4 separate regions of the Mus musculus genome follow, and regions 1, 2 and 4 are each linked to region 3. Evidence: chromatin loops called from intact Hi-C (ENCODE). Cell type or tissue: heart. All regions are shown on one strand. Each heading gives the region's core, and the rest is flanking DNA. Links, peaks and the distances in the headings are about the cores only. Region 1 holds the start of Prpf4b (pre-mRNA processing factor 4B). Region 2 has its middle 3.3 kb from the start of Gm36549. Region 3 holds the start of Tubb2a (tubulin, beta 2A class IIA). Region 4 holds the start of Tubb2b (tubulin, beta 2B class IIB).

Evidence for each region. Peaks named below come from ENCODE experiments on the same cell type or tissue, not always from the same donor. Only the 100,000 strongest peaks of a DNase experiment are listed, where the experiment ranks them.
Region 1: it touches region 3 in a loop (2.6-fold over the local background); 2 of 42 quality-filtered maps call a loop at or near these places.
Region 2: a loop joins it to region 3, with 4 times the contacts of the local background. A loop is called at or near these places in 14 of 42 quality-filtered maps.
Region 4: it touches region 3 in a loop (4-fold over the local background); 17 of 42 quality-filtered maps call a loop at or near these places.

Annotation. Positions count from the first base shown.
Region 1 is chr13:34,872,972-34,879,016 of GRCm38, reverse strand. It overlaps Prpf4b (pre-mRNA processing factor 4B), which reads right to left and starts at 3,488. Exons shown (of 15, transcript NM_013830.3): 1 at 3,323-3,488. The coding sequence starts at 3,363. It overlaps Gm36839 (a long non-coding RNA gene), which reads left to right and starts at 3,777. Exons shown (of 2, transcript XR_382181.1): 1 at 3,777-3,848; 2 at 4,449-5,389. In heart, for the core only: a CTCF peak has its summit at 3,062; DNase peaks (open chromatin) are centred at 2,986, 3,536 and 4,616; H3K4me3 peaks cover 3,730 bases; H3K27ac peaks cover 3,465 bases.
Region 2 is chr13:34,151,328-34,157,372 of GRCm38, reverse strand. No RefSeq gene overlaps it. Among named protein-coding and RNA genes, the nearest start is that of Gm36549, 3.3 kb to the right of the region's middle. In heart, for the core only: CTCF peaks have their summits at 2,278 (motif pointing right) and 3,001 (motif pointing right); DNase peaks (open chromatin) are centred at 2,262, 2,982 and 3,592; H3K4me3 peaks cover 190 bases; H3K27ac peaks cover 1,922 bases.
Region 3 is chr13:34,075,134-34,081,178 of GRCm38, reverse strand. Tubb2a (tubulin, beta 2A class IIA) reads left to right here and starts at 3,171. Exons shown (of 4, transcript NM_009450.2): 1 at 3,171-3,306; 2 at 4,522-4,630; 3 at 4,891-5,001; 4 at 5,651-6,045. The coding sequence starts at 3,250. In heart, for the core only: a CTCF peak has its summit at 3,057; DNase peaks (open chromatin) are centred at 2,108, 3,068, 4,158 and 5,018; H3K4me3 peaks cover 2,005 bases; H3K27ac peaks cover 964 bases.
Region 4 is chr13:34,128,374-34,134,418 of GRCm38, reverse strand. Tubb2b (tubulin, beta 2B class IIB) reads left to right here and starts at 4,065. Exons shown (of 4, transcript NM_023716.2): 1 at 4,065-4,242; 2 at 5,065-5,173; 3 at 5,437-5,547; 4 at 5,888-6,045. The coding sequence starts at 4,186. Gm36500 (a long non-coding RNA gene) reads right to left here and starts at 3,941. Exons shown (of 3, transcript XR_873221.3): 1 at 2,176-3,941; 2 at 1-173. In heart, for the core only: CTCF peaks have their summits at 2,545 and 4,351; DNase peaks (open chromatin) are centred at 2,518, 3,188, 3,888 and 4,598; H3K4me3 peaks cover 4,674 bases; H3K27ac peaks cover 3,487 bases; H3K27me3 peaks cover 1,304 bases.

The DNA of each region.
Region 1 (6,045 bases), core at 512-5,511, 800 kb before region 3:
TCCCCCTCTTGAAGGAAGTTTTTTAGTGAAGCCCACAGTTAAGAGACTTTGAATTTTAAAGTACTTTGGATTTTAAAAGATACTGGATATTTTGAAAGGATTGAACTTTTAATATGTAAAGACTGGGACTTTTAAAGTTGTTTAGATCTTGGGGATGAATAAAAACTAAGGGTTGAGGCTTAATACTGATGTGTTTGTGTGTCAAGTTGACAAGGGGTCAACTGTACTGGCTAGTTTTGTGTCAATTTGACACAGGCTGGAGTTATCACAGAGAAAGGAGCTTCAGTTGGGGAAATGCCTCCATGAGATCCAACTGTAAGGCATTTTCTCAATTAGTGATCAAGAAGGGAGGTTCCCTTGTGGGTGGTGCCATTCCTGGACAGGTAGTCTTGGTTATAAGAGCAGGCTGAGCAAGCCAGGGGAAGGAAGCCAGTAAGTAACATCCCTCCATGGCCTCTGCATCAGCTCCTGCTTCCTGACCTGCTTGAGTTCCAGTCCTGACTTCCCTGGTGATAAACAGCAGTATGGAAGTGTAGATGAATAAACCCTTTCCTCCCCAACTTGCTTCTTGGTCATGATGTTTGTGCAGGAACAGAAACCCTGACTAAGACACCCACCCTTGCTTTTCAAGACAGGAATTCTGTGTGGCCCTGGCTGTCCTCAAACTAGCCCACCTCTACCTGGGCCTCTGGAATGCTGGGATTAAAGGTTTGCACCACCACTGTCCAGCTAGGATAGTCTTTATAAATTGATTTGGGAAGCATTCCATTTATGCCTTATAGGCAAGCAAGCTACACAATTTTTTTAAAAAAAAGACAATTCTTTAAAAATATGTCAATATTGAGCAAAGTCCAATGTAAAGGAAGTAACTAAATGACTTTTCTCTTCCAAACTGAAATGCTTTTACAACAGAATTGATGGAGCCAGGAGTTAGAATGGATCCCAAAGACCAACTGGTCTTAAACCTAGTTTCTGCTTTTCCTTTTCCAAATCATGTTTCAGGAATTAAATTTTAATGTATTATAAACACCACATCAAAAACACATCTTTGGCTGGGCATGGTAGGGATGCTTGTAAATGCAACCTTTGGGAGGCCAGCCTGAAAAGACACAGCCAGCTCAGGGGAGTAAGGTACATCTCCACGGTAGGACTTAGGCTAGTGCATGTTAGGCTCTGGGTTTACTCCTAGTGTCAGCCCTGCTCAATGATCTCAGGCTGACAATGTGGCTCAGGGGTAAAGTACTTGCTTATTAACATGTGCAAAAGGGTTCTTAGTTTGATCCTTAATTCCCCCTCACTCCCTACAACCATCTTTCTGGGACACTAGCAAAAAACATTATTTTAAATCTTAGAGGCAAGTGAAGAAGCCACAGTACAGCAGTCGGGAGCTGGCCTTTAGAGCCACATTTACAAAGTTAAATGTGGCTATCACAGTGCGACCTTGAGCAAACTACTTCATGTCTCTGTGTTAGTTTCATCACCCACAAAATACCAGCAACAACAGGACCCAGCGCCACAGGATTGTTACAAGAATTAATGAGCTACTATTTGAATGATTTGAATAGTACCTGGTCCCTGGTGACTTCGAATACATTTATTTTTTTTTTAAAGCTGAAGTAAAGAGGCTGACAAATGTACAGGCCAGTAAAACAAAAGCCATTTGAGCCTTTAAGGAAAATGTAAACTATGTAATATGTGTGCCCTTAATTTTTCTATTTTGAATAGCTTCCTGTAACTACAAGCTATTCAGAGTAACTTGAAGCCATTTAGGTCAGCAACACACATAGTGCCTGCTTTCATATCAAACTGTTATTTACTCCATTAATTATTTTCAAATTAGCAAAAATAGGACACATTGAGAAGAATTCCATTTACACAATTTCTATGGGGGAAGGGAGGATAAATTAAAAACTACCATCAGTGTTATGTAGTTGCCAGAGCCTAAACAAACCCACGCTTATAAAGATAGGATTAAATACGCAAATAATAGGGCTGACTCTGACTCAAAATAAATGTGAATGGATCCTCCCCTCAAATTAAGTGAATGGACATAATACCAAGAACTTTTCAGATTGCCAGAACTACTTAGCTGAACAGCCGAAGACACCCATCAAGCTAAACTAACATCCTGTAACTGCCACACCATGAACTTGGACAATAAGCTATCTTAAAATCCTATCTGTTCTCTGCTAAGCCCAATTGTCACAACCACAATGCAACTTTCAAGCATACTTAATAAAAACAAATTCTCTGTCAAGCTGAGTAAAGTAAATGACAGGGGAACCCCAAACTAGATTCTCAGCAAAGAAACCAAGCTATCTGTCACAAGTTGCTGGAAACGGTATCAAACACTTTCCTAAACAGGCTGAAAACATAGATAATGCAGATGTAACTGGGGGGTGGGGGGTGGGGGGGGTTGCTGTTGCCACCCAGTCTTCAGTGGTATTCTCTTTAAAGTTAAGCTTTCCTCGCATAAACGTGGGAAACAAAACACTGCTCTTCTTTAAGCAACAGCTAGTCCTTTTGCTTATTCAAGGATGTGTTCTCTTGGCTTCAAATACTTCTATAGTCGCTTAATTAAAAACACAGATTAGAATGATTTAGAAGTAGCAACGATTCCTAATACTTCTCCCATGTCCCTTCCTAAAGGCAAAAACAAACTAGGGCAAAAAACTGCCAGGCCTCAAAACCCAGGTAGTCTACCTTACTTTGCCTCAAGTTTGAAAGTTAGAAATAAGCTACCAATGGACAGAGAAATACCGGGTTGTGGTTGGAAGGAAGAGTAAAGGGCAAAGGACTTCGCTAGCACAATTTCCGGGACAGTCAAAAGTGTGACCCTAGCACCCCCGTCTCTGCTTTTACCATCAGCAGGATCGCAAGGATAGCATATGCGTTAGGAAAGCGGGGCTTAGCCTGCCGGCCGCCACTATTCCTCGGGTCTCTTTAGGGAAGGAGATCACCGAGGGTTGAGATCGGAGAGCTCCACGGTCCCCCAGGGAGGTGCAGGAAGGCGCGACCTCAGGGCAGCAGCAGCCACCACGCTAACTGGACCTGTAGAGGCCGCTCGTGCCGCCGCCTCCCGGGGCAACGACGGACAGCAGGCCGCGCTGCCGGCACCTCAACAGCCGCGGCCCCACCGGCAGCAAAGCCCAGGCCGCTCCCACGCCTCCCGCCGCACCACCCACGGCGCGCGGCAAGGCAAAGTTTGGCTGTCGCCGTTAGGCCTGAACTTTCCCGCCCGTCGCGCAGGTCGCCGCCGCCGCCGTCCCCCGCATTGCCGGCCTGGAGGCCCAGCTCCGACACACCCGCGCGGTGCACTTACTCAGCTTGCTCCCGCAGGGACGGGGGCTCCGTGGCGGCCATCTTGAACTTCCCGACTCCTCCGCGATGCTGGCGGCGGCTCGGCGAACCGTGGACGCCAGTGGAAGCGGAGGAAGAAGGGACAGGCAGCCGCGCATGTGCGGAGCACGTAGAGAAAAGCGGCACTCGGGAGTCCGCGCTAAGAATCCGGATAGAAAAACTCGGCGTCCGGGGGCGGGGCGCGGAACGTAACTTCCGGGGCTAGGGGGCGGGCCGTGGGGAGAAGAAGGCCTGATTCACTTAGAGCGCTGGTTATGTGTGTAAGTGTGAGTGTGTAAGTGTGTAAGTGTAGGGACCTGCTGGAGACAGCAGCAAAGAAAGGGGTCGGGTGCATTGCTGAGAGCTGATTCTCCATGTGATCCAGTAGTGGGTGAAACCTGCTGTGTCTCTCCTTGTTGCTGATTGGCTAGCGGAGAGCTCGTAGACCTGGCCTAATTTAAACAGCCAGAATATCTGCCAGGTCCCCTTTTGACCTTCTGTTCTTTATGGTATGCTTTATATGGGAATTAAGTTTTCTGTTTCTGGGAGGAATACGTTGGAGATAATGGTGATACTGAAATAAGACCGATTTCCGATTTACAGACACCATTCTTCACAGAGTAAAATAAAGCACTTCTAAGCCCGGACACACAAAATAAATGTAATAAAAATGCTCTTGTCGGGCAGTGGTGGCGCACGCCTTTAATCCCAGCACTCGGGAGGTAGAGGCAGGCGGATCTGAGTTCGAGGCCAGCCTGGTCTACAGAGTGAGTTCCAGGACAGCCAGGGCTACACAGAGAAACCCTGTCTCGAAAAACCAAAAAATAAATAAATAAAAAATAAAATAAATAAAGCACTTCTAAAGGAGCTGGTGCTGGAAAACTTTTCCATGGAAGATTTTCTTTTTCACCCAAGTTCATTTCCACGCTATTACGAATTGGAGAGCGAAATCGATGCCTAAAGGCATCCCAAGCTGTTACTGTTAGCAGATATTGAAACATTAGCTTACTCGTGCAGGAAACGTTTACAAAGTGACAGACCAGACAATTACAATTCCTTGGGTTTTTTTTTTTTTTTTTTTTTTTTTCCTCTTCGGGGCCCTGGTAAAGGAACCGCCCGACCCATAGCCGCAGTTTCCGCGGATCAGGACGGAAGTGAGCTCTGCACAGCGGAACCAGCTTCCCGGAAGTCTTTTGGCCAGCCGGAGAGACGCATGCGTGCTGGTGGCCAGAAGAAAGCGTGGGCGTGTTCAAAGCTGCGGGCGGTGGTTGTGGCGTTAGAACTGCGGCGGGCAGCTATGGGGAGGCCCTCCCAGTTCCCTGCTCCAGCTCAGCTGGTCTCCGCCTCCCGATCTCAGCCCCGACCTCTCCTCTGCGGCAACGTCAGCACAGCGGCTTGCCAAGATTGCGTCTGAGCGTACCCCAAGATCCCTCAAGTAGAGGTCCGCCTTGTTCGGTGACACCGTGGAGACCACGGCGCCGGCAGACAATGCAAAAAGTTGAGGCTTTGGAGGCAAGCGTGTCTTTGTGAACGTTTCATCTTTTCCTACCATCTGTGGTTGCTTCAAGTATTATTCCAAACGAGCTGGGCATTCTTTAAATAATTGAAAAATATATTTGAAATATGTGTATTTCTGTGGAGAGCTACTAATCTCGTACACGGTTGCCATGGAACCCAGTGAGCTCTCAATAGGCTAATTGTAACAGACTACAAACAAATTACGAGCATCGTAAAACCCGTTGACTCTTGGAGTTTCCAGGTGTCTTTGAAGAGTGTAGAAGCCATTTGAGCAGCACTTAGGTTTAAAATTGGGATTTGGACCTTTAATGGGAAGACGCCAAACTGGTGTTAACACGCTTGAGGCATCATGCCTGTCTTAGTGTAATTTTTTTGTTGTTTTAAAATACTTCTGTGCATTTGTGAATTTGGACAAACTCAAAGTAAAGGAAAATCATCCCCCAAGTGGATAATTCCACGTTGAACCAGCCCGAACATGTTGGCTTATTTTTAGCCCTTTCCTATGTGAAATATTAAATTTCACACTTGTGTACACAGTGTCATCGCTTGCTCTTTTTCACATAGCAGTTTTTGCTTCATTCTGGTTTGCCAAGCATCTTCTAACTAGATTGTTGTCCTTGTTACTAGGTATCTAGATTGTATCAGCTTTGCAGCAGTATTAACTATAAAGAGAAACACCTAGAACAATGTTCTAAAAGTAAGGGCTGGCTGGTGAGGTGGCTCAAGTGGGAAAAGATGCCTGTCAAGAGACCTGAGGGCCCAGCAGTGGTGTGGCACACACCTTTAATCCCAGCGCTTGGGAGGCAGAGGCAGGCGGATTTCTGAGTTCGAGGCCAGCCTGGTCTACAGAGTGAGTTCCAGGACAGCCAGGGCTACGCAGAAAAACCCTGTCTCAAAAAACAAACAACAATAAAAAAAAGAGACCCGAGGAGCTAGGTTCAATACCCAGACCCCCTCATCGATTGTCTTCTGACCTCTGTTCATGAACACACAAAATAGATGTAATAAAAATGCACTTACATGAACATAGGATTTATGTCAGCAAGGGGTTTCACTGTTTGCTGTGCAACCAAGAACAATTAAAATTTTTTCCTAGTTTTACCACCCAATAAATTGGGGATAATAGTTCTCATTGTATAAACACAATAAATTAAGCAATGAGCAAAATGGCCTATATGAGTAAATGGT
Region 2 (6,045 bases), core at 703-5,702, 76 kb before region 3:
GCAGGAGACCTTGGCTCAGTGAATAAAGTGGCTCATGTGCCTGATATGACATGGGACAAAGATATGTCAGCATAAAGGCCATTTTGGCCTGATGCGATCATCTCCAACCAATGAGAATGATCCTTTATTGGGCGCCCGTGCCTGGAACTCAGTAATTGGATGGCAATCAAGCCCCCTTGTGCCATAAAAGTATAAACAGTAATGATTATCTCAGCCCTTCCCGCAAAGGACCACTGGCCACTCAGGCAAAAGTGCACCAGGGAAATAGGAAGGCCTACAAGTGTCAAGCATCAGAGTTAGAATGAGACCTGGCAAGCTAAAATATCACCATAGTTGTCCTGCTTTGTGGGGCATATGGGAACCAAGCAGCAGTGGCGTCCTGCCAAGAGTCCATTCTGTCTGTAGATCCACTGCAAGTCACTCCCCTGCTCCCTAAATGTGTAACTGAGACAGATACACTGGGAAGCTGGCACACACCAAGTGGAGAAAGCCAAATGGAAAGCTCTAAAGTTACTATCACTCAGCCAAAGTGAACAAGTGAAAAAATGTTGCGTGTAGTTTTAAAAACAAGCTACCGCCTCTGCTCGGGAGCTGCCCTGCTCTGGCCCCTCCCGGCTCCCCTTTGTTCTGGAATAGGCCCCCACTAGCACTGAGCCAGCTTCTCTTTCCCATCTGCCTTTGCTCCTGGAGGGGTCATATTACCACCCCATTCCTGAGACCCACGGATTAAAAACACACACTCAGCTTGTCACTTAAGAGCTTGCCTTCCATAGCACAATAGCTGGGTGCCGATACCTCCTGCCTGAAAAGGCATGGCCTTATCAGTTATTATTTCTGTTTCTCCTCCTGCCCTAAATTTAGTGGCTTGTATCAAATAGCCCCCACCCCCACTCCCCATGGTGCTGGAGAGGTAACTGAGAGTTCTACATTCAGAGATCAGCAGGCAGCAGGAAGAGGAGACACACTCCACAACCATGGTTACATCTATTCCAGCAAGGCCACACCTATCCCAACGAGGCCACACCTACTCCAACAAGACCACACCTCCTAAAAGCACCACTCCTCCCTCTGGGCCTATGGGAACCATTTTCATTCAAACTGCACAGCGGGCAAATCTGTGAGGGATTGCCCTGATTGTTCTTTGATGCAGTAGGGTGCACCTCACTCCACATAGGTGGTCCTGGGCTGTAGGAAGCTGGCTCAGCATTAGCCTGGCAGTGTTCATCCTTGAACTGCCTTTGAATCTCTGCTTAAGTTCCTGTGATGACTTCCCTCAGTGATAGACTGTGATCTGTAAGCCTCTCGTCCCCTAAGTTGCCTCTAGTTGGAGTGTTTTAGCACAACAGGAAGGAAACTAGAACACAAGACATGAGTCAGAGTGGATGAGGAGCCGCTGCCATGAGACCCCCAGGCAACTGCATGTGTGAATGACCTGAAGCACAGCAGACTTTGGATTCATACAACAGAGACTAGGCAATGGCTAAATGGCCCAAGGATGCACGAAACTAGATGAGAATGCACTGGGACTCCGAAAGAATGGACTCTAGAGAATTCATATTTCTTTAGGATACCTCCTCCAGGAATGAAGATGCTCTGAGGGCTTGGTGCAAAGAAAGCTACTCCCTTTTATCTTACCGATCTAAGAACTTACCTCCATTAACCTACAATATGCCACTTGTATTATTTCCAGAGAGATCTGTGCTTATCCCACTAATAAAATATTCTGCAATGATGTTTGGCCTCAATGTCTTTGCAGACATGCAAACCCCACTCTCTCAGAAGGTACTTATTTTACGCTGGAAATTGGCAGACCCCCACTTCACACTGCCTCTGCCCGACTGCAAATGGTGGTTGACACACCTGCCTGAGAAAGTCTATCTGCTGAAGTTAGCCATCCCTTCATAGAGAAACCTTCCTAGACTCCAGGTAGGCTGACTGAAGCTGTTCGCTGTCCTCCATCTCCACCTTTTACAGAACAATGCGCTGCAGTGTACTGTAATGCCTGTGGGCAGAGCTGTCCTTGCTCTCAGGACAGGAGAATAGGGTTATCCACAATGCTCAGCCTGAGACACTTGGTAGTATGCATAAGGCAGATGAAATGAGTGATGATGATGAATTGGGCTTTAGTCCTGGTTCCTCCACTAATTAGCCTGATGCTTGAATTCTAGGTCTGTTACCTTAACTGTAAATTGAGATGCTTGGTTCAAGCCCTCTCTATAAAAGTGCCTTCGGCCTTCCAGGTTTAAGATCAGGTAAGAATGTAACAAGAGCCTCACATGGGAGGGTGCAACTCTTAAAAACACCACAAGGTGGCAGATGGGAAGGAAGCGATCAACGTGCAGAGTGGCTTTTGCTAGAAAGAAAGAGAAAGAAAGAAAGAAAGAAAGAAAGAAAGAAAGAAAGAAAGAAAGAAAGAAAGGAAGGAAGGAAGGAAGAAAGAAAAGAAGAAAGAAAGGCAGGCCAGCCAGCCACTGTGTGTCCTTGAGAGCTTGTTCTTGAGAGCCTCCCCCAGGTTCCACAACCGGTAAAACACGCCAGTGAAACAATCAATGCGGTCTCCTGAGTAGACCCCAACACAGAAGCATGCGGCAGAAAACCAAGAAGGCCAGCTAAAAGACAGAGTGAGCTGAGAGCGGGGCTTTTGATACATCTCTTTCTGCTACCACTGTGAGCCTCTAGAAAAGATTTCTTTAGAATCATAAGGGGTTTTGTTTGTTTTGCTTGGTTGGTTAATCTCGGCTGGGGATAGAACCCAGAGCCTTATGCTTTGCCTCTGAGGTACACCTGCTGCCCAGTCGAGGAATTTTAGTTGCAGAATAAGAGAACTGTTCTGTGAGGCTGGAGAGTTGGCTGATTTCTAGGCCCCTAGTTCAATCCCCTGTACTGGATAAGAAAGGGCCAGTGGTGGGGATGGGGGCGGGGCGGGGGAGGAGAATGTGAAAATAATTCCTGTGAGCATCCTTCCAGGTGTGGAAACAGAAGCCACCTGCAGGTGGAGCTGTCTCCCGGGATGTTCGTAGAGCGTTTGATGATTCAGTAGAACTTCTGAGATGTTGGCAGCACCATGTGAGCAAGATCTTTGGGCTTTTAGCCAAACTCAAACCCAAACTTGGTTAAACGCCATGATAGGTAATGTGGACCCAGATTAATAATAGACAAGTTTATGCTGCAGTAAACATTTTGACCCTGCTATATCAACAATTGGCTATGAGAGGTTCTATTTTTAGCTTATGCTGTATACCTAGCTTGCAATAAGACAAGTTCCTTTAGGAACTCTAACCGACAGGCCCCCTGCCACCACAGGTTACAGTAGCAGAGATGACCACTAAGTGATGGCTCTTCATGTTTTTTGCTCTGACCTAAAAGTGACATATCACATTCCCTCATACCTTACTAGTTTAGTTCCCTCTGGCTGCGTTCCTGCAAGGTGAGTGGTGGGCTGGATAACTAGGGGATAGATGGAGTGTTTTCAGAGCAGCGCAGTGCCTGTCATAGTGACAGCATTGTGATTGGGGGATGGGGGTGTAGCTCAGTGTTAGCATATGGCATGCACAGAGCCTGAATTCAATCCAGTTCCAAGAAGAAAAAAAAAATCTGATTAACTGAGAGTCACTGCATCTACCAGCCAAGGCCTCTCCAGACTTTCATTGAGGAGCGGTGGTGGTGGCCTGGGGCCAGAGTTCTGTTCACCCCCAGGGAGCTATCAACCTATTTTAGGTCTTGTTCTAAATCTTAAGAGCATGCTGTAACCTCTTCCTATCTGCAAATCCACAAAGCCAGCTGCAGCAAACCCTAGAAAGTGTCCTTCTGGCTCTGCTACTGTAAATGATAGGACCATGCTCCAGTCTCAGAGTAACCCCTTTCCATTCAGGCAGATGCCCCATTTCCTCTCACCTCAAGAATATGACAAGGGCAGACAAGGGTAACACTCAGACTTTTTTTTCCTCTTAAGGAAAAAAAAAAAAAGCCGGGCAGTGGTGGCCACACCTTTAATCCTAGCACTTGGGAGGCAGAGGCAGGTGGATTTCTGAGTTCAAGACCAGCCTGGTCTACAAAGTGAGTTCCAAGACAGCCAGGGCTACACAGAGAAACCCCGCTGGGGAGGGGGATGGGGGGGACGGGGGGGGGGGGGGGGAGGATCTTCCCTTGACTGTTTCACCTTCAGCCATAGGACTATTCCTGCTCTGTCTTGTTTGAATAAAACTCATTCCTGGAGTCTGAGAACCAGCTGCAAAGGCAGAAGGGGCCCAAAAGCTAAGGAAAACGCACAGCATGCAGTCATTTAAGTCCTTATAGACATCACCACGTCTGAGGATACAGCAAGACAGGAGAAAGAGTCACACTCTAAGGCAGGAGGCGAGTAAAGTCTTGTTAGGCAAAGGAGGCCATGGCCAGCAACAAATTCCTGGTCTTTCTCAAAAATGATTAACATGTCAAACATCAGGTTAAGAAGCAGTGAGTTTTAACTGCTTTGTTTATGCCATAGCCTGTGGAATGCAGGCCAGGGGTCACCTGGCGGGCAAGATGGCAGTTACAACTAAGATGGCGATAGTCTGATCAAGTTGGCTCCACCCCCACCCTACCGTCCAGCAAACTACTGGAAAGGGGGTTTCTGAGTTTCTCTCCTTACCTTCGTCATCGTTTTTTGGTGTGTGTGTGTGTGTGTGTGTGTGTGTGTGTGTGAGTGAGTGAGAGAGAGAGAGAGAGAGAGAGAGAGAGAGAGAGAGAGAGAGACTGACTCTGTATAGTTCAGCTGTTGTCCTGGAAGTCATTATACAAACCAGTCTGATCTCACACTCACGTAGATCTGCCTACCTCTGCCTCCCCAGTACTAGGATTAAAGGCAGGTGCCATCATGCCATGCCTTTTCATCAAATTTTTTTTTTTTGGACACAGAGTCTCTCAATGATCCTGAGGTGGCCTGGAGAATGAGATTGTCATGCCTCAGTATCCTCAGTACTGGGGTTACAGCCCTGTGCCACCAGGCCTCACCCTTCTCTCTTGAGCTCACACCAAGGGTCACTGAGCTCCCCCTGCTAAAGTCACCAGAGCCTCTACTCCTTGGTCCCTTCCTTACTGAGTAGGACAATGATGGTCAGGATGCTGCTCTATCCCAGGGCCCTTGCTCTTCCTGGTCCTCCTCTCAGATTTACTGTCTGTTTCTTCATCATAGTTCTGCCTCCAGTACACAAGTCCCTGTATCCCTGCTCTCCTCTGAAACTCTACTTGCTCAGTGCCTTCCCCAGAAAGAGCTGGATTTCCTTTTACATCCTGCTGGCTTACCAACATATGTCTTAGGAGCCAGTATCCAACTTACTGGCTCACTGGAGTTTGGCTGGGTCATGTAGAGATGCACACACACACACACACACACACACACACACACACACACACGGCTCTGTAGGCATTGCCTCCCTGACATCTCCATTGAACATGTGCCTGAAACATTCTGGAAGCCCAAATGCCTGCTTCCCCCACTGTATTAGCCAGACCCTGCATCGTTGTAACAAAAATGCCTAGTATGAACACCGTAAGGAAGGAATGATGTGTCTTGGCTCACAGTTTCAGTACACAGCACTTGTCTCTGGTGATTGTGAGCTGAATATCAAGACAGTAGAGCAGGTAGTGGAGCCTAACCACCTCATGGTGGAAGGAATTAACAAAAGGAAAGAAAGGAAGGCACCAGGGCAAGATACACTTCCCCCACCCCCGGATACAGCCTATGCATGCACATAACACATCCTATATATTCAGTACCCAAGCTTAGTCACCCAGCACAAAAAGCTGTATACATTGTTCATCATGGTGGCTGGAAGGCTACCTGAGAGCAACAGTTCTAAGTGACTAGTCACCATGACCAAAGATGTTTCAAACACCTATCACTAGCCCTGAAAAGATCTAAATTCAAAATTCAGCCAGCTGCAATAGTGTATCCCTGTGATGCTAGCCCTCAAGAGGCAGGAGAAGAGAGTGCTACAAGTTCAAGGCTAGCCTGGGTTACAAGGTATCAGGTCATCCAGGGCCACATAGCAAGACCAGACTACA
Region 3 (6,045 bases), core at 408-5,407:
CGTTAGACCTCTTAATACTTTCTAAAATTTTAAAGTATTTTATGTGTGAATGTGCACTCAGAGGCATATGGGAATCAAAGGAGAACATTGTGTGAAGTCAGTTCTCTCCGTTTGTCTTTATGTGGGATTCAGGTATTGAACTCGGTGGCCAGGTTTGTATGGCAAACATCTTTATTTGCTGAGTCTTCATGCCAGCTCTAAATTTTAAAATTTTATAACCAAGACATATACATGTACATAACACACATATATACATATGTACATAACACACATGTATTCATGGGCTTAGAGCTCAACCTGAGTTCAAGAGGCCTGGAGGTGCCTCTCCCATCTCCAGTGGTGATTGGCTCTTGTGAAAAGAACCCGACACATTCTTGGAGGTGCTTGGAAACCATCAGTAGGCACTTAATTGTTATCAGGTGCAAAGTGAATACATTTGGTGGTGTTAATGTCGAAACTAATGTTTCCAAAATTTTAGGACCCCTGTTAGTGGGCTGACCAATCTGTCTCAGGAATGTCTGTCACCTATAGAAGGAACATCTGTCATGGTTGCACCTAACATGGGATGTGCTCACAGAATATGGTTTGCCAAAGCTTTCTCATGAGGACCCTTCCTGGCGGAGCCCGGTGAAGGCAAAGTGAGAAACTTGGCAGAGTGAGAGGCCTGAGTTCATGCCCAGGCTCTAGTCCACCCACTAGTCTAAACTCTGTCACTGCTACTTTGTGAAGCCTTTGGGGCACAGATGCTGTTGGTAACAGTGGTTCTAAAGCAAAGAAATGGCCTGTGGTTGGAGGACATTGTTGTCCTTTGCTACCCAACACCTGTCCAATAACCAACAGAACTGCTCCTCTTAGACAAGAAAAACAGATAAAAGGAGGGAACGGCTATTAACCCCCCCCCCAAAAAAAAACCCATCTTAGAGACCTGTTCTAAAGCAGGGGTTGGGAGGGGGTGTTACTTGGCTCATCTCCTCCTGTCATGCACCCTCCCTCCACAAGCAGCTTTGCTTTGTGATAGTATGAGGGAGTTTGGATATTCATACTGGAGAGAGAGGAAAGCAGACTCAGCCCTCAGATGAGTCACTTTGGGCAGGGCAGGCATTGTTTGAAATCTGTGTTTCTCTGGCTATACACTAATAGACATCAAGGCTGGACGCCCGATGGTGGAAGCAGGCTGACTCGAGACAAGGTCCAAAGCAGATGACAACACAGTCACTGTTCACTTACTTTCAGGGCCACTCAGTGTCCAGAGCACATGGGGTGTGGCTTGTCCTTTAGCACAGTATTTTCATCTGGTGATGTAGGCTCAAAGGTGAGCTGAGTGGCTGGAGGATCCAGCTAGGAAATGGTAGAAAAGCATCACTACTCTCTGCCTGCTAAGGAGCCTCACATCCCCAGGATCTCTTCCTCTCTTCCGCTTGGCCTTAAACTTCCATTAGGAATGAAGCCACAAACGCTAGGAGGCAACTGTCTCAGGAAACCTTTGTGAAGTGCCACAATCAGTGACATTCTCCAAAGCCATTTCGGCAGAGGTTCTGGAACCTTCTAGCTATTCAGGAAGACCCATGATGTGGAGATGGAGGCAGATTGGGGGAAAAACTCTGAAGGCCAAACCTGGGACCCAACAGCTTGGGGATGGGAAGGAGAAAGAAGAGCACTTAGGACATCTATTCCCATCTGAGGAGGCCCCAGCACAGCCTGCCTGCTAGGATGGAGGAGCCTGGAGGCCTGGGTCCCTGAAGCGGAATCCACGATGATGTAACTTCACCTGGGCTTAATCACGAGTGACTGGCTGTGGCTCCCACCTCAGCAAATGACCCAATATTAACATGGCAAACAAGATCCACATTTACAGCAGCATCCCCTTGGACTTTATGAAGGCATTTTCACTCCATAAACTCAACCTGCTTTCATATACACCTTCTCATTTCCTGTTCACAAAGCCAGCTCCACGGCACCTATAATTATTTAGTATTTGAAGAAACTGGCTCCCGAGAGGAACTGGTGGAAGCTCCTGTTTACCCCTCCACTGTGCCAGACCAACGAAGAGTAACTCCTGGTGGACCAGTCCTAGCGCCAAGCCTAGGGTTTCTGCTAATAGAAAAACTGCAGGTTCTCGGGCTTCCTCAATTTGTAGCTGGTCAGGTTTTAAACCTTGCTTTTCTGAGGGGAGGAATCTGGGTAGTGTTGATGCCTTTTGTGGGACAGACAGTACTAGCCGAGAGAAGGAAATGTGAGCCCTGAATGTGGGCTGCAACCGTGTTTTTATATTTTCCTGGTTATCACATTTTTAAAAGTGAAAACAAGTGAGTCATTTAACAAATATATTTTAAGCACTGTGTCCAAAACGTGATCACTGTGACCTTTTGTCAGTGAGGTTCTTTGGCTAACTTACCCAGCCCATGAAAACCAGTGTCTCTCTCAGACCAGCATCTCAACTCACACTCACTATATTAGCTACCTCCACTTCCCTCCCTTGCTCTCTCGCTCCAACACGTGTCTGAGAGCAGAAATTTCGACTTTTAAGAGGCTTTTAGGACCCAAGAGTCCAGACCAGAAAAACGTCACTCTTCCTCCTCTATACCTAGCAATCGACCTGTATAGCATCCTTGTCGTCCTTGAAACAGTCCAGACCCTCACTTGATCCTCCCCTCTTTCCTCCCAAGCGGTATCACGTCTGGCTTTCTACTCGCCCTTAGTTACCAAGCAGACTTGAAAGAGAGAACCGGGCTGCAGTTCAAGTCCTGCCCAGGATGCAGGCACCCTTTTTCAGAAAGGACATCTAGTAGAGATGCATTTTCAGTTCTGGGCTTCATATCCAAGAGCGAGGCCACACCTGTCCTGCTACTGGGGAGGCAGGAGCCCCATCTGTAGTCCCCAGAGTGGTGGGAAATGAGCAGTGTGGGAGCAGAACCAGAGTGTAACCTAAAGGTCTCGACAGTAGACAAACACCTCAGGTGGACACTGAGGGGAAACCAGCAGGACCGGCTGGGGGGGCGTAATAACCCTAGGAGGCTGGATACAGGCGGGTGCCCCGCACCTCGCACCGCGCCCCGGCTCCCTCTCGCGGTGCCGCAGTCCCAGCCGCGCCGCCCCTCGGCTCTGCCCCCATGACGTCAGCGGGACTGGGCGGTCCCCGGGTATAAAAGGCGGTGCTGGGGGAGGGCGACTGGTCTTTTGCGCTCCTTAGCCCTCTGTCCACGCACTGCTCCGAGGGCAAGAGCCTCCACCCCTTCTACAACCAGCACCATGCGCGAGATCGTGCACATCCAGGCGGGCCAGTGTGGCAACCAGATCGGCGCTAAGGTGGGCTCACCCCTAGGGAAGAAATGGATGAGGTAGTCCCATCCGGTCAGGGTCCCAAGGTTGCGTGGGGAGAGGGGTAGGGGGGGGTGTCGCGGAAGCAGGCCGAGCCTAGGGGATCCAGAAGAGCCCCGGCTGGTGTCGCATTCCACCGCTGGCTACTGGGCGGGCCGGGTCCTGAAAGCCGACCAACTTGCCAGGATTGGTGCGACAAGGGTGTCTTAAATTAAGGTCCATTACATTGCTTTGGGACACAGCCCTTCTGCGGGGTGCAGCTGACATTAGTCTGGGTTTTTTTCGTGTCTGAAATTTGGGTTGGGGGGGTCACTACATGTATTGAAAAAAATCTCATGTCAAATGTAATTCATATATATATATATATTTCTGTCATTTGAATGAAAAAAATGCAGTGTCATTGGGTTGACAGATGTTACAGAGGCGTGTCTTTGGGCCAACAGACGAGGGTGTTAGACAAATTCTCTTACAAGGGCTCGTTTAGATGTGACATAAAACATTATGGTCCTCTTTTTTCTCTGCAAGACTGCTTGGAATGGGGGCTGTGAGACCCGACGGCAGTGGGGAGACAGCAATGGGTATTTAACATGGGTGTGGGCGGGTGCCTGCACAAGGACATGGTCTCTTTCAACACCGCCATATTGCCCACCCAACCTCCCCACTCCCTTTCCTGCTGCCAAGTCACAATGGAGGTTACATCCTGAGGATGGCCAGCTTTTTCCCGGGGCTGCCAGACGCCCTCTCAGGATTGTACTGCCCATCCCCGAACATTCCTAGCCAGGGTCAATACCCGAAGCCAATATGTAGGTCAGTGGTATAAAACTGGGCTGTTGAAAGCTGTCATGGAGTCTGTGCCAGCAGCCATTGATCCCTGGAGGCACAGGGGGCGGGGCACCTGATTTTCCCTTCTGCCTTTCCCATCCATCAGCCTGTATGTGTAACATTCAGCCTTGCCTGGAGTGATAGAAAGCAGCTGCCTCTGCAGTTCTGCGAGATCCGCTGTGCCCACTTCCTTCTCCAGGCTCCTCCCAGCCCTGCATCTGTGGTCATAATATGGCCGATGCACTGCGCATTCCCAAGACCCTCTGCAGCAGCAGCTGCTGCCCAAATACATGGAGGCCCGCAGCCCACTAGGCTCTTGCCCTGCTGTCTTTCTGGTGACAGAGAGATTCTAAGCATGATGTGGGATTGTCTTCATTTCAGTTTTGGGAGGTGATAAGCGATGAGCATGGCATCGACCCCACTGGCAGTTACCATGGCGACAGTGACTTGCAGCTGGAGAGGATCAATGTGTACTACAATGAAGCTGCTGGTAAGAGTTTGGATGTCAGTCTCGCTTTCCATACCGTGACAGAGAAAGCAGCCTACCAGCATGCAGACAAGGAAATGGTTTTTTTGCATATTCATTTTTTTTAAAAAAGCACTTCATAATTCCTGAAGACCTCTGCATGCTTTGTGTCTCCATTTTCTTTTTCCTCCTTTGTCTCAATGCTGGGATTTCTGCAATGAATTCTTTTGCCACATTCATCTCCTTTCTCAAGCCCAATTGTAAGTCAGCTCTTGTCCCCACAGGCAACAAATATGTACCTCGGGCCATCCTAGTGGACCTGGAGCCGGGCACCATGGACTCAGTGAGGTCGGGACCATTCGGCCAGATCTTCAGGCCAGACAACTTTGTGTTCGGTATGTTGTGATGCTCCATGAGAGCTGGCCAGATGACTCACTCCCTTCCTAGCAGCCGTGGGCTTTACAGTTCTGTGTGCAGCATCCAGCTGAGCCTGTGTCCCACAGACCACAAGTCCTGGCCTAACCTAGGCAGCTGACAAGATCATGTCTGTGGTCACTCTTGACAGCTCAGAGGAGAGTGTGGGCCTGGTAGAGGCTGTGCAAGGCCTCTGTGAGGAACAGTGTCTGGGGGCAGGGGAGGAGGGGATGAAAGCCTTCAAAGAGGGCATTACAGGCTGCAGGGGATTTCAAAGGGCTTCTGATGCCAGGCAACCACTTCAGTGACCAAGGTGAAGCCCAAATGCTTACAGCTGCCTTCCCTGCCTCTTTAATTATACCTAATTAAGGGTATTTACAGAATGCTCTCTGTGCTTAAGTTTAGAAGCTACTGAGTATTGTTAAAATGTGTCCTCTTCCTTGATTCTTTCTTTATTATGATCCTCAAGGTTTTTGAGGTCCCTGGATACACTGACAATATTTCTTTCTCATAAAAGTATATCTAAAAGACTACTGAATGTTCTCTAAGGCCACTTCTACCATTTCCTCTACAGTCCAAGGACACCTCCCTGGATTCCTAACTGTCTAATATTCTCTTTTTCTCTTTCAGGCCAGAGTGGTGCAGGAAATAACTGGGCAAAAGGCCACTACACAGAGGGGGCCGAGCTGGTGGACTCTGTCCTAGATGTGGTGAGGAAGGAGTCTGAAAGCTGTGACTGTCTCCAGGGTTTCCAGCTGACCCACTCACTGGGGGGAGGCACTGGCTCAGGCATGGGGACCCTGCTCATCAGCAAGATCAGAGAGGAGTACCCAGACCGCATCATGAACACCTTCAGCGTCATGCCCTCACCCAAGGTCTCTGATACTGTGGTGGAGCCCTATAATGCCACCCTCTCAGTGCACCAGCTGGTAGAGAACACAGATGAAACCTATTCCATTGACAATGAGGCTCTGTATGACATCTGTTTCCGCACCCTGAAGCTGACCACACCCACCTATGGCGAT
Region 4 (6,045 bases), core at 282-5,281, 53 kb before region 3:
GGCTTTCACAGACTGCACCTTACGCAGGCAGGCTGTCTGAGTTCTAGCATGCCTCCGTTTGAGTACTTCTGGTTCTTGTATTCTTCCCAGGACGACTCTGTACTATGGAAATGCAGTTTACTAGGCTGCACTGTGAACAATTCTGTGCTTCTCTGTGCTCCAGGTTGAAGAATCTAAAAAAAAAAAAAACAAAAACAAAAACAAAAAAAAACAAAAAACAAACAAACAAACAAAAAAAAACCCAAACAACTTTGCTAGGGATTGGAGGAGAGGAGGCAGCCCTTGAAAGGATCCGGGTGCCCTGGAAAATCAGGGGTTCCCCTCCTCCTGCTGATTTGCTTGACAAGGAAGACAACCCTCTTTTGTGAAAGGCTTGATGACTGGATGTTGGCTCTTAAAATTCAAATTCATGAGCACTGGCCATGGGAAAACACCCAGCCCCGATGAGAAACAAAGACCAAGGTGCAGGCGCCCGCATGCTTTTGCTGCATTCAAGATGCGAAATTTTCTCTGCAGATCCCAGTCTTTTGTTGCCTAAGTGGCTGATCCCTACAGAACCCCACTGCAGCAGGAGGTCAGGGGGCTCGGAGCCCCCCACCCAAGTAGCGCCTTCATTCTAGAGCTCTGGACAGTGCTGTGCAGCACAATAGCTACTCGTTTCTAAGAGGGAAGGGGAAAAAGGAGAGAATCAGAGGGTGAACCTCCGGCAGGCTGACCGGAGACAGCCCGGGAGCCCTTTCCCAGTGCCCACCCGCGGCTACTATATGTGGCTGCAATCCCTTTCTAGGTCCAATTCTCTGGGCATTTGGCTCTTTTACATAAATGTTAGAATGACAACTTCCCAATATTCCTAAAATTTCTAGCAATGAGAAGGGCGGACAGGGTGGGGGAAGAAATAACCAGGGACCTGCAGCCTTTGCAGTCTTCCTTTCAATTCCTGTTCATTCAGTGGCAAAATGTGTGTTGCCTAGGAAACCGCATACATCTCAGCTGTGGGGGTGGTGAACTGCACTTTAAGTGGTGAATATAGGCTAGCTATGGGCAAAAATCCTGAACTAATGTCCCGTAATTTAAAAAAAAATGGATCAAAATACATTTTTCATTAAGAAAACAACATTTTTTAATTTTACCTCGTATTTATGAAGAAAATCTTCATTTTATCCAACCTCTTCAGTTGCTTAAAACAATGACCCTTTGTGTACAATAAATGCACACTTGGGGGATTTGCCCTTGAAAATAATCTGACGTTTGTAAAAGCACGTATCATTGTGGCTGTTTAGGTCCCTCCCTGTATGAAACAAATGCTTGTTTTGATTTTGCACAGAGACGCTTCTGCACCTGTCTTTTGAAAATTAATGCATCGTTAAAATTAATTGGTACGTAAAGATCATGAAATACATTGCCTTAAATTTTTCAGGTCTGGTGTTGACATAGAGGGAGAGGAATCTAATATTAGGAGGCAAAAACAAAGGCTGGGCACCGATCTGATTTTGCTTCCTAGGAGCTTTTCCTTTGAGTTATAGGAAATAAGCCCCCACTCCTTTTAAGTTCGAAGATGACTGTAAAGCCTTTAGGGAAAGACGAAGCTGTTGTCAATATTTCTCTCTCTCTCTCTCTCTCTCTCTCTCTCTCTCTCTCTCTCTCTCTCTCACGCACACACACACACACACACACACACACACCGCAGCTCTTTGCAAAAATGTAAAATGCGAAGCACCGTAAACCCAGAGACAAGTCCTGTGGGGACAATGAGGTAAAATGCATGAAAGGAAAGCTGATCCCGACCAACAGGCTGGATCCCGGGCCGTTCAGGTTTCAGGGTGATTTCCAGTCACGTTGTTGCAAACTTCTTCCGCTAAGAGAAATCCGAGAGTGAAGGCCTTTTCATGTAGAGAATCATAGAGTTTTTCATCAGCTACCTTGCAAAGATCTGGCTCTGAAACAGAAGCTGAGCGAGGAACCCATTAGGTTAGAGAGGCAGGCTCAGATTACCGGGTTTAGAGTTGAGCCCCCGGGGCGCTGGGATTGCTCCTCAGCTCCTCAGGGGGGACCGCTGCACAGCGGCATCTATAATCGCAGTGCTGGTGACACCTTCTCGGTGTTACTTCCAGGTCAACCGAACACCGCAACAGTCACCCTTCAATGGCCCTTTTGGCTCCGAATGTAGCCACCTACCCTGAAAGCTTGGGCGCCCTTGAGACAGTCGGAGCCCTGTCATTAACTCGCTGTGTGACCTTGGGAAGTATTCTCTCTTCATGCTTCTACATCTGTATTAAGACAGGTGAGAAAATTCAAAATTCAGGGCCTGTGTCCTTGGAACCCTGTTACTGGGCACGTGGGCACACCTTCACTGTTCTTGCCTCTCTCTTCTCAATCCACCCTGAACTGAACACCTGCAACCGTATCTGGCGAACTCTGGCCATAGAGATCCAGTCTGGACACCCTGGCAATCACAGGCGGCAAGGCTTTTGTTCTAGGCTGCTTCTCATGGTACATTAGAATTCAGTTTAAAGCCCGCCCTGCCCCCACACCCCTTGCGGAAAGGAGAGGCGATGACAGCTTCAGATGGTTCTAGCAGGTCCTCCCTCGCTCAACAGCTGCGAGCTCTACCCTATAGTGTGACCCTGAGTCACTTGGGCCTCACTCCTTAGAGAATAAAAGGGGTCACATCACCTCCTAAACCACTAGCCCCGCGTAGGGAAGCAGTGACCTTCAACCTGGGATAGCAGGGAACATACTCTGACACCCTTCTTCTTCTCTCCCTCAGAGCACACAGGTTTATTTCACATACGCTCACAAAGGGATCAGTTTCTTCCTCGAATACCTAGAAAATGCGGGTTTGAAGGGAGAGCTGATGCATCGCGTCTGCGCACGCGCTGATGTGAGTGCGCCTGAGTCTGCGGTGGTCTCTGGCTAGCTCACCGCGCTGCAGTTTTTAGGCGTGTCCCCCTCCTCTCCATCCGCAGCACCAAGGCTGGGACCTCTTAGTCACTGCAAATGAAGGTAAGAATGCTCTAGGCGTCGAAGGTTCTCAGAACCTTCTTTTCTAACAACGGATGAACTAAATACTGGAAGGACAGCGCCTGACTGGCTTTTAAACACTCAGTTGTGGAATACATCCCACGCTTTTGTGAACTCCTTTGTTTCCCTGACAGACCCGCCCCCAGGACTCCACCCTCACTCTGCCGGCAACACAGTTCACACACTGCGGCCTGCCACACCCACCCCATCACTCAGGAGGAACAAAAGCCAATCACAGGGTGAAAGGAGTCTTTGGTATCAGGCAGCGAGCACAGTATTCTTGGAGTGTGCGAGGCAGGGCTAGGCTCAGAGGTCCTTCTACCACTAAATGCTGCTACTATAGCAGAGGAACAAGCATAGTCAATAAAGACAAAGGCAAGTCTAAGATGCTCCAAAGTGTCCAAAGTTATGATCTTTTGGATTTTTCTTTTTTCCAATTACACTCGCTTTCGTAGGATCACTAGTCTTTTCCTAAAGTTGTATGTAATGGGCGTGTGCGCCTGGACAGACATTGACCTCCAGGGATGAAGAATGAGGCACTACTCTCGCCAAGTGCTTTGGCTTGGCGAAGCCTGCTCAGAGTAAGAAGAGGAATTGCTCAAGTAACGCAAATGACCCTAAAGCTCCCTACCAGTGCTCACTCGCAACACCGGACTGCACCTGCTGCACCCACCCATTAGCAGCCCCTTCTCCATCCCCAGCCTATGGTACTAAATCACCCCGCCCCGCCACACTACCGCAGTCTTCACGCTCCCAGTTCCCAGTTCCCCACACTCAGCTTGCCCTTCTCAAGTCCGAGACAATGCTCAGGCCCCAGCTTCTCCCAAGAAGCCCCACTCCTCGCAAGGTCTTCACGCCCGCGCTGATTGGCCACAAGCCCATAGTCCAGCCCCCAAGACCGTCCCTGGGGCTCAGAGCATTACGTCAACCCGGCCTGGAGAGCGCTAGCGAGAACGGGACTGGGGGCTTTGGCTGGGGGGCGCGGTCTTTTTGGTTCGCCCCACCCTCCCTACATAAAAGACCGAACCCACCCGGCCCTCGCCCTCAGCCCGTAGCCCGTCGGTTCCGGAGTAAGTTCCAGGTGGCCCAGCAGTGGGTGTGGAAGGGGAGGATCATCAGACCCACTGACACAGACCCAAGACAGCAAGAAGCTAACCAGGCACCATGCGAGAGATCGTGCACATTCAGGCGGGCCAGTGCGGCAACCAGATCGGTGCCAAGGTGGGTTCACTGCTTAGGGGGTGAGGGAGGGACCCTAACGGAGCTCCCCTCGGGATAGGTGGGGTCCAAAATGAGGCGCGGCTCTAGGTAAATACCAGGACTCACCAACGGCGGACCTGACTTGCGGTTTTGTGCAGTCGGATGGGCGTGGTCTCAGAGGAGACTTTAAAGCAAAGGGGTCTCATTCATTTTTCCTGGAACTATTCGGAATTTGAGCTGCCCCATTTTCTTTCCTCCCTAATAGCCACGAGTGCCTAAAGAAGACGTGGGTGTGTCTGCTAGGCTGTGCATGCCGGTCTTAGGGAGGGGCCGCGACACAGGAGAATTGATTTTACTCGCTTGATCACCAGGCGAGCTGCGGGGGAGGGGAGGAAGAACGATTGCCAGACGGTCACTGAACGTGCTTTGAATTTAAAACATCACCCTACAGCTTCCTCGCTTCACTCTCCCCGCCGGCCCCCTTTTCTCCTTGCCTATAGTCCCAGCGCGTTTGTCTCCAGCTGCCAGTGGTGGCTGTGACTTGCCAACCCAGCTTGGGCTGTTTTTTCACACACACACACACACACACACACACACACACACACACACACACACACACACACACACCCTACCTCCTGCTGAGAGCAGCTGTTCTCATGGGAAACCGCCCAGTTTCAACTTTCTGATCCTCTACAATGCAAGCCCTAAGGCTGTGCCTGGGTCATGCCACTCATTAAAGCTTCGGCAACGTCCTGTTGTCAAAACTGTGGGTGATGGGGGGGCTGCTCATTGAGATTGGGGGTAGGGTTGTGCATAGCTAAATACAGTCTTTTTATGTCACAGTTTTGGGAGGTCATCAGTGATGAGCATGGTATAGACCCCACTGGAAGTTACCATGGAGACAGTGATTTGCAACTGGAAAGAATCAATGTATACTACAATGAAGCAACTGGTAATTACTTTTAACACCCCATCTTCAATTCTGGCATCCCTAAGCTCTGCTCTTATTTGAACCCAGGAGAAGGTGGCTTATTTTAGGATGACCATTTTTGGGGTGGGGTAGCCTCTTCTGTGCCAACCAAACCCTTTGAAAGCTTGGTCATAATAGACCTTTCTTTGTTTGGGGGTACCACCAAACAGGAAGGAGGTGGGACCGAGCCCTACTCTATAGAAGATACTGCCTGGAGGGCTAAGCCAGCTCTTGTTCTTCTGCAGGTAATAAATATGTGCCTAGGGCCATCCTGGTGGACCTGGAGCCAGGCACAATGGACTCAGTCAGGTCTGGACCATTTGGGCAGATCTTCAGGCCGGACAACTTCGTGTTCGGTGAGTATGTGGCATAGCTGAAGACAGAAGAGCACAAGGTGTTAATTATCACTAGCACAAAGGGTGGAGGAGTGTGATAGACAGGGAGCATACATAGCAGTGGCGCCTAAGCCTTATCAGGCTTTGAGGCAATTGCATCTTAGCTTTTTCAAAGGCAGGTGTGCTCTGTTAACTCATTTATAATTGTATTGATAACCAAATAGTTTATTGCTTTATTATTTATTGGCCATTTGATAATAATTTGAAATAGCCTTATCTGAGAGGTGATTCTTTTTTTTTTTTTTTTTAAAGAAGGAATTTTCCCAATCATGGCTGACTTAATCCTCCTTTGCTCTTTCAGGCCAGAGTGGTGCAGGAAATAACTGGGCAAAGGGCCACTACACAGAGGGGGCCGAGCTGGTGGACTCTGTCCTGGACGTGGTGAGGAAGGAGTCAGAAAGCTGTGACTGTCTTCAGGGCTTCCAGCTGACCCACTCACTGGGGGGAGGCACTGGCTCA